2 separate regions of the Homo sapiens genome follow, and region 1 is linked to region 2. The links are chromatin loops, found by intact Hi-C in ENCODE. Cell type or tissue: OCI-LY7. All regions are shown on one strand. Each heading gives the region's core, and the rest is flanking DNA. Links, peaks and the distances in the headings are about the cores only. Region 1 holds the start of LOC107986325 (a long non-coding RNA gene). Region 2 has its middle 7.7 kb from the start of FAM218A.

What was found. Peaks named below come from ENCODE experiments on the same cell type or tissue, not always from the same donor. Only the 100,000 strongest peaks of a DNase experiment are listed, where the experiment ranks them.
Region 1: a loop joins it to region 2, with 5 times the contacts of the local background. A loop is called at or near these places in 1 of 110 quality-filtered maps.

What each region holds. Positions count from the first base shown.
Region 1 is chr4:163,663,339-163,667,740 of GRCh38, reverse strand. The region is part of intron 5 of MARCHF1 (membrane associated ring-CH-type finger 1); the gene reads left to right. LOC107986325 (a long non-coding RNA gene) reads right to left here and starts at 366. Exons shown (of 3, transcript XR_001741915.3): 1 at 292-366. RefSeq lists an enhancer at 3,443-3,522 and a silencer at 4,133-4,182. In OCI-LY7, for the core only: CTCF peaks have their summits at 1,809, 2,012 (motif pointing right) and 4,072 (motif pointing left); DNase peaks (open chromatin) are centred at 1,030, 2,040, 3,720, 4,070 and 3 weaker places; H3K4me3 peaks cover 2,874 bases; H3K27ac peaks cover 3,972 bases.
Region 2 is chr4:164,947,076-164,951,477 of GRCh38, reverse strand. It overlaps the pseudogene LOC391711. Among named protein-coding and RNA genes, the nearest start is that of FAM218A, 7.7 kb to the left of the region's middle. In OCI-LY7, for the core only: a CTCF peak has its summit at 1,860 (motif pointing right); DNase peaks (open chromatin) are centred at 1,857 and 2,337; H3K4me3 peaks cover 331 bases; H3K27ac peaks cover 1,429 bases.

The DNA.
Region 1 (4,402 bases), core at 134-4,133, 1.3 Mb after region 2:
GGCAGGGGAATAGCTTGAACCCAGGAGATGGAGGTTGCAGTGAGCTGAGATCATGCCACTGTACTCCAACCTGGGTAATAGAGCAAGATCCCATCTCAAAAAAAAAAAAAGTTTGTATAATAATGGACATTATGCAGTGGTATAACCAGGTAAAATTCCCTAAAACTGACAGAGATCTCCCCTGGAATATTCCATTATTCCAGAGACTTCTCACATAATTCCAATCTTAACTGAAGATTATGGAAAATAAATGTGTTTATTTTGATGTCAATAAAAGGTTTTATGACTCACATGTTCAATCTGTAGAACACTATTTTCAACATCTTCTAATATATATGGTATTTTTGTTGTTGTCGAAGATATCACTGTAAGGGAAAAAAATCAAATGTAGTTAGTGATTTAAAAATGTGGTGCTTTTCACTTGTTGGTGGGTCATCTGGTTCTAGCCTTGCAGTTTCAGCCAAGAATGCAGCTTGAGTCATTTATGATAATGCCACGCTCCAGCACAACTTCTTTTTGCCACCTGCAGTTCAAGAACCTCACCTTTCCTCCTGAATCTAAAATAAAAGTTGAAAATATAAATTTTTTTTTAAAAAAAGAACTTCATGATGTGCCTTATCAGAATGTCTGCAAGCAGTCACACTGCTGGATTTTTTTAGAAAATATTTTGTACCCAACAAACTACTAGCTTTAAAAAAAATACTCTTGAACAAATTTTTTGCTGATAAAATTTCTCCCGTATTATTTTAGCCACCAAATATTAATTAAACAACAAAGCAGGGTATAGATAGAAGATTAAAATGGTCCCTTCTCTCAAAAAGATTAGAGTCCTCAGAGTCCACGCATAACACAAGAACATCAAAAATGCAAGGTTTTTTCAGTTTTAGTGTCATTTCTATTTACCTTTGTTAAGCTAGAATTCTAAATTGTTTTTAAATTACATTTTAAAATGGGAACATATAACTGTGGTTAGAAACAGGAAGTATAAAGCAGAACCTTGAAGTCTCCTGAAAATAGGCCAAAAAAAAAAAAATCTGAAAATTTCTTGTGACAAGACATCTTCTGTCTGATCCTACTGTTCCCTGAAAATAAACTGAACAATGAAGACCATGATAAATGTTCTATCCATTCATTGAGAGTAAACACAGCAGTCAACTCAAGAAGGATGAGCTATTGCTATTTAAAATGGTTGTTTTATATTTATGGAGATGCAAATGGTGTGTTTGAACATGTACTTCCTTAAAAAATTCTGGATAATAAGTGCATGAAATAATCCCTATTGCTGCAACATTTAAACAGCACTGACACTGGGAACTTTTGAGGGGGTTGGGTGTAACTAAAAAGTGGAAGAATTGCTTAGGAGCAATAAAATAAAATGCACTTTTTTACTGCTCAAATACTCCTTCAAAATCAGTTTCAGAATCACCTACAAGATGAAGCTCATGTAATGGAAAAAATATATATTATTATAAAGCCGTATGTTATCAAGGTCAAAACTTTATCAAACCACGTGATAGTATCAAATGACACGTTATGGTTTTCAGAAGACTCGTGAACAAATGGTTCAGATGCTCTGGTTAACCAAGTACTTTAAAACTAGACAGAAGCAATGATATTAATGACTTGGGCCTTCTATTGAGGCTTGTTCTCCATATTTAGAGTGATGATGTATATACAATGCTTAACAGTAATTAAAGAAGACATTTTCAACTTCCCACAGGAGAATTTTAGTGAGCACGTCTGCATGTGGCATGAACATTGATGGTTGCCTGAAGGGGCGTAGAAGTGTTACCCATTGTAACCCACTGGGTACAGTATCCTCCTCAGCATTCATCCAAAAACTCTAACCTCTGAGAGATTATCTTGGTATGCCCAATGGAGGAGTAAAACTAATGGCCTATAGTTATTAAAAAGTAATTTAATATGTTTTTAGACAAATGTATAATAAAATGGGAAGTATCTTTGAGAGTTTATTTATAACACTGATTTATTCTGTCTGAGACAGTAGATGGCAGTGGTCAGATTTCTACTTAGGGTTTCACTATTCTTTGTTATGAAAGAAAACAAAATTTCACAACAAAAGGGAAGACGATGAATAAAGGGGACTAGTTCACAGTTGACCTTAACAGGTTTTTATTTTCTTAAGTGCTATACACGCTCCATCAATATCTTCACACGAACACTGACTGTTATCACATATGTAAAAATTGTTGTAACAAAAGTAAATTACAGTGTTAGTGGAAGAACATCATCAGTCATCTTTAATGCCTAAAAATGCACATTGAAAAAAATCTTTTTTTAAGATGGAAAGACTAGACAGTTCCTCTAAGTCATCCTGCCATAAGAACATCTGAACTTGTAGGCCATAGCTAATGAAGTTCTCACCCAAAGCAAGATCCCATTTTTGGCAGCATTTTCGGCATCTCTCTTCAATCATATCCTTGAAAGAACCTTTTACGCAATTAAAAAACATTGTAATTTGCATTTGTATCATTATTTTAGTCTACATTACTAAATATTATGACATCAAGAGTGACATGGGAATTTTCCCATATACTAAAATTCAGAGACAGAATCAATTTGCCTTAATTCTGTGGACTGTTCTGAAATTGCTAGAATCAGAGCCATAGCATTGTGTCCAGTAACCAACATTAAGATAGACCCAGCGGAATTACAACCTTTGTGTGCCTTAGACACTTTTACCTTGGTAGACCCCTCCTCCAAAAAAATATTAAAATTGTATTTTGTGACTATTTTAGCATATAGCTAAATATAATCTAATCTGGGTTCATTATGATATGTTCATTTTTATTATATTAATTTTTCTAATTTTAAAATTAAAATCAATATGCTTTCTTGGGCCTTTGAAAATATCATAGGCCCTAAGCCCTATGTATACTGTGCCCACTAAATATATTGACCCTGCTGATAGAATGTCTTTATTGTAGCCTATGGTTATTAAAAAGTAATTTAATATGTTTATAGACAAATTTATAATAAAATGGGGAGTATCTTTGAGAGTTTATTTATAATGCTGATTTATTCTGTCCTAAGCCCTATATATAATGTGTCCACTAGATAAATTGACCCTACAGATACAATGTCTTTATTCTAGCATGTTAGGAACTTAAAACATGATTTTTAGATTCAAATCCCCTCCTTACAGAATCTGGCTTGTTCCTAAGTAAGTCTGAGGGCAGCTGAGTTCTCTGTAGGTGGGGCACTGACTGGCTAGGGTGTTGGGGAAATCTCCTCCATTTCTTCAAAGAAAACATTTTAAGTTTCATCTCTTTTATATTTAAGCATTCTTTGTCATGTTTAATTTGGAAAAAGGGGCCTCTCTGCCTTAGAATTTTTTTTGAAAATCATTGATATGAACTGCATACATTATTTTAAAATAGTATCCAGTTACTGTATTTCAAAGTATCTTTTCATTAACTTGATCTTCTGTATACATCTGGGAATGTACTGAGCAATCTGTTCTCAGCAAAATCATTATATATGCTGTGAAAATTACATGTGGGAGTACATTTATTATTTTCTCAGGAAAAGGCAAATAGAGATGGTCTTACACATGTTCTTTGCTTTAAACTTCTTCCTGTTTGTTTCTTAAACATTTTGTCAGGCTTTTACAGCATTGAAAGTGCCTTTAGATTCCATTGCCTATGAAAAATAGGGTAGTGAGAGTACTCGGTTTATTTTTCAGTGTCCAACCTCCAGTTAGACAATGCAAATTCATGTATCACAGCTGATTGCATTTGTCAGCTGTTTGATGTTTTTGGCAGTTTTTTTTTTTTAGCTGCCCCATTTTTTCAAGTACATGAAAGCTTTGACATAACTGTGTTAATAGCTCAAAGTTCTGATAAACAATCTAGTAGTAAGAGGCTAATATTAAAGCCTAAAGATTTTTAGTTTCTATCAATTTTTATATACTTGATTCTCACTTCTGAATATGAGATCATAGATATTAGCATGAGCTTATAGATATTAGTCTATGTTGAAATCAGAAAGTTTCAGACATAGAAGAGATCTGGGGACACAGCATGTTGGAGAGAGCACCGCGCCAGGAGAGACGTGGCCTTAGCCCTGCCACCTATTGCTCACTCTTGGGTTAGTCATTTATCCTCCACAAGCTTCAGCTCCCTTGCCAGTAAAACCCATGATTGCAAAGATGAAAATAAGACAATTAGAGACAAGCAATGTTGCAGACGAGATGATCCAAAATCATTCAGAATATAAAAACATAGAAATGCTAGATAAAAATATAACAAATGTCCTTATTTATACTCAGCTGTGCTAGGAAAAAGAAAAGAAAAATCTCCAGCAGTGAGAAAGGAAGAGAGAAACATAAGCCAGAGAAATTGGCCTGAGAGCTGACAGTGTGGCTGCCCTGGGGGGTGGT
Region 2 (4,402 bases), core at 115-4,114:
CTCTTTTGTGAGTATTTTCATGGCTTGAATGAGTGTTTCAAATGGATCACCATGGAGGAGAATGTCATCCATGTAAATCATACCTGCTGTTCTGGAAGAAGTTGAATGAAGTTGGAATCTTCCCTACAAGGTCTGTGTGCAAAGGCAAGACTGCTGAGGTGCCCACGATTAGTGGGTAGAGATGCATAAAATTCCTTTGAGGTAAAGGGAAAGCATGGCCAGGAAGCTGTAGAAATAGGCCTGAAAAAAACTAGCCAAATCTTTAGTAGCCAGATATTTACCACTTGCTGATTGGATGGAGTAAATCATGTCAATAACATTGGGAGAGATCATCCGATTAAAGCTGTTATCAATTCACTCTGAGATGTCATACTTGTTTCAAAGTGTAACAACACACAAAATTGGGGTTGAACCCAGAAACAGTGAGATAATCACTCCTAGGTCTTGTATCATGGGTTTCAATTCTTGAGTATCCTATTTTAGCTAATATTTAGTCATATTATCTTTTTTTCACTGGGGTCAGGAACATCCTTTGGATCCCATTTTGTAAAGCTAGTTTGAAAATTCAGAAGACTTAATGTAATTGCATTTATTACTTATCCTATCTCTTTTTTTCTCTTTGATATATCATCCCAGTGTGTGCTCTGATCATGGAAAATTTAGGGAAACCAGTGATTCTCATAGTTAAGGGATACCTCTTTTATCTCCATTTTATGTTCAGTAACATCACTAAGGTAATAGAGGCTTCATCATTTAAAATCAGAGGGATCCCTGGTTAACTAATTAGAGGCAAAGGATTACATCTATGAGTTTTCCAACTGATTCATTTCAACAGATGCTGAGGTTCAATCACCATCCAAGTTATAGAGAAGGAAAAGTCAACCAGCACCATTAAATCTTCTGTGTTGTGCAGATTCTTTTGATAAATTTTGCATATTCAACTGGAAATTGCAAATTAGGAACTTCTGTTCCAGTTTTTTTTTTTTTTTTTTGATCCTCTCCTTGAATCTATAGTTTGGTTTTATCTTTCTTTCTCTTTATTCCTGATTTCTCTGACTTTCATGTCCATTATTTTTTATTCTTTTTTTGTAGACATGCAATACACTTTATGGGTTGTTCCTTTTAATGTGATTATGCTTTGACAATACATAATAATCATTTAACGTGATTATTGTCCATGACAATACCGATTGTAACAGCTTGTGAAGAAGTTTCAATAGATAAATAACTTTTCTGTAAACATATCAGTGAAAGTATACACACAGAATTTGTTTTTTAAATTATAAAAGACACAGCAATATGTCTGGACTGAGATGCATGACTCAGGGAGACATTAAAAGGGATCTGAGTCCATATTCCTGTTCTTAAATACCAAAATATTATCTAAATTACTGACCTAGGTCAGAGAAATCTCTCAAAGAGCCTCAGCCGAACTCAATAAAAGCAGCACAAAGCAGCTGAGCTGAAAGTTCAGGCTTGTCATGGGGCACAGAGCCAGTGAGCAAAGCAAAGCTAAAACAGCAATTCCCTGAAGGTGGCAGCCAACATCTGGATAATCCTGCTCACAATGCCCATTGTAGGGGTCAGTTTGCATACAATTTGGTTCAGTGTTGAGACTGCTAATGCTAATGCCACACCTCCAAGATTGTGTGAAATGGATTCTTACTCATGTAATGAGGTTTATGGGGAGAGCAGGGTGTCTACACAGTTGGTCCAAAAATGACTTGAGAAAGCAGGGAAAGGAGACAGGTTTGGGGTTGTGATGGTGGTCATGGGTGGGGCTACTGAGAGGGTCCTTCACTACCAGGGGCTTGCTAGGTCTGAACTTCCCACCTGCACCAACAGAGGGAGCACCCAAGGCTTTCTCATCAGCTTGCCCAGGGTGGGCAGAAGGGAAGAGAGAAGAGTGAGTCCCCCCAAAAATACCAGCAGTCAAACATACACATAGAATAAGAAGCTTCATTTACAAATGCCCTCTAAGAACACAGGAAGAAAAGATAGCCACATACAAAGGGTGCTCTAAGTAGTTCATCATTAGCCTATGACAATATGATTATAACAGCTTGTGAAAAAGGTGCAATAGAGAAATAAAGCATAAGCTTTTCTGTAAACGTAGTGAAAGTGTAAACATATGATCTGGTTTTTAAATTATAAAATGAAACTTCTCCCAATTCATAGTCCAGAAAAACGCCAATTTGCAGGACTTCCGTATTCCTTGTACTACATGAACTACAGAATGGTCAAATTTGCCAGCACCCCATCTGTGGAGTTGGTGATGTAAGACCATCTCTGGGAAATGTTTCTTTACACCCACCAAGGGAGCATGCACCTGTGCCTCTCACTTCTACTTGCCAAAAGTGTCTCCCAGCATCAAAGCCCTCACAGCTCCAGACAGCTGGGTAAAAACTAAATGACGGAGGATTATCAGTAAAGTGTGGCTTCCTCATCCTAAATATCACATTTTTTCTATCTCTTGAGATAATAAGACTAGGGTGGGCTGTTTCTGGATCTAGCATCAAATCTTCTTGAAATGTGCTTATAATTCTTTGCAGGCCAAAATAATGTGGAGGGAAACTCAAACTCTCCTTCTTTAATTTGTATGAGAAGACTGCAGGGGTTTTCAGGTTGTCATATGTGTTGTAGGTGTTCTCAACACCTGTCAGCACATCCAGGTCTGCCCGAAAACACTTCTCTGTTACTTCATTTAAGAGATTCTGTAGTGTGGATAAGTGGTCTGAAATTTGTCTTCGGTTTTCAGTGAGTTTTTCTTTATCATCCTTCTCTTCAGTAAGTAATCTTGCATGAACTGCAGCTTGTTTCTTTACCAAGAAATATTTAATTTCTTTAAATTCAGATTGTAATTCCTTCCTCCATGTTGCCATCTTCCTTTTCACATTAAGAGAACTCAAAATTGGGACTTCACACCGCATCTTGGCATGTTCAGTTTCCTTCTTTAGTGGCTTAATGTAGCTTTCGAGCTTTCTCCTGTTTCTGGCTGCAGCTTGCTCAATGGGCATCAGGCGGTGATACTGGTGGTCAGAGGAGACCCTGCACTGGGGACACAACAGCTCCAGGCCCTTCTCACAGAACAGAGCCAGACGCTGACTGTGCTTCCCACACAGGGGCTCCTCTTCCTGCCATTTCCTCTTGCTTCTCATGGTAAGAAGCTGCTGAACCATATCAGTCATGTGGCACAACTGGGTGTTGCTCCTGAGGTTCTCATCAGGGCAGTGACGGAGGCAGACAGGACAGGGGAGGACATCTTGTAGGTCTTCCCAGCACTTGTGGATGCAGGAGCGACAGAAGTTGTGCCCACAATGAGTGGTCCTTCATGTAATCCAGGCAGATGGGGCAGCTGGCCTCTGCTTGGAGCTCAGCCAGAGAGGCTGCAAAGGCCATGGTGCAGGGAGGGATCTGTGTGGGGAGACTCCCTGCAGAAGGTGTGATTCTCCAGGAAGGAGGGAAAGTGAGAAGCTGGTGCCTCCTCAGCGTTCTGTCTCCTGCAAGCACTTCACAAGCCTGTGTCTGCTTCTTTCCCTTTGGCTCTAGAAGCAGCTCCAGGGGGAGGCAGGTCACAGGGCACCTGCCGACCCCTTGGCACCAGATCCTCCTTTACTCAAATTCAAGCTGGACTCTTTCTTTGTCTTTCTCAGCAAGGGCCACAATTACAAGAGGTGATGGAAACTAATGACCATGTAAAATACTCCCAACTGAGACTTTCAACAGAACAATAAAGCAGTTTTCTTCAACTTCAAAAGGAGAAAAAAGAATAAGATACTAAAGCACTGAAGAGCATGTATATCAATGAAAATAACTACCTAATAATTTTCCTTATTTCTATATAAACACTTCTAAAAATAAAGTCCATTGAGATAGAGGCAATCTCGTAAGTATTCACTAGTTATGATTTCTGATAATGATATTATGAGCTTAATATTTGAAAGAGGCTCTATATTTCAGACACTCGTAGTACAGTATTTACCCATAAGATTATATGTGATCCTGGGTTTGCTTCAAACTATTGCAAAGTATAGGGATTGGGATATAAATTTATAAGTGGATACACAGTGTTTGTTGCACTAATTTTGCTACTATTTTATATACTTTAGATGTTCTCCAGTAGAAAACGATATTGAAAAGGCTGATAGCCTGGACAAAATGGCGACACTCCATGTCTATGAAAAAAAAAAAAATTAGCCAGGCATAGTGGCACACACCTGTAGTCCAAGCTACTAGGGAGGCTCTGGTAGGAGGATCAATTGAGACCGTGAGGTTGAGGCTGCAGTGAGCGGTTAGTGTGCCACTGGACTCTAGCCTTGACAACAGAGCATGATCCTGTCTAAAATAGAATGAAATAAAATAAAATAAAATAAAACAAAAAGCTGAGTCTTATTGTCTCTCT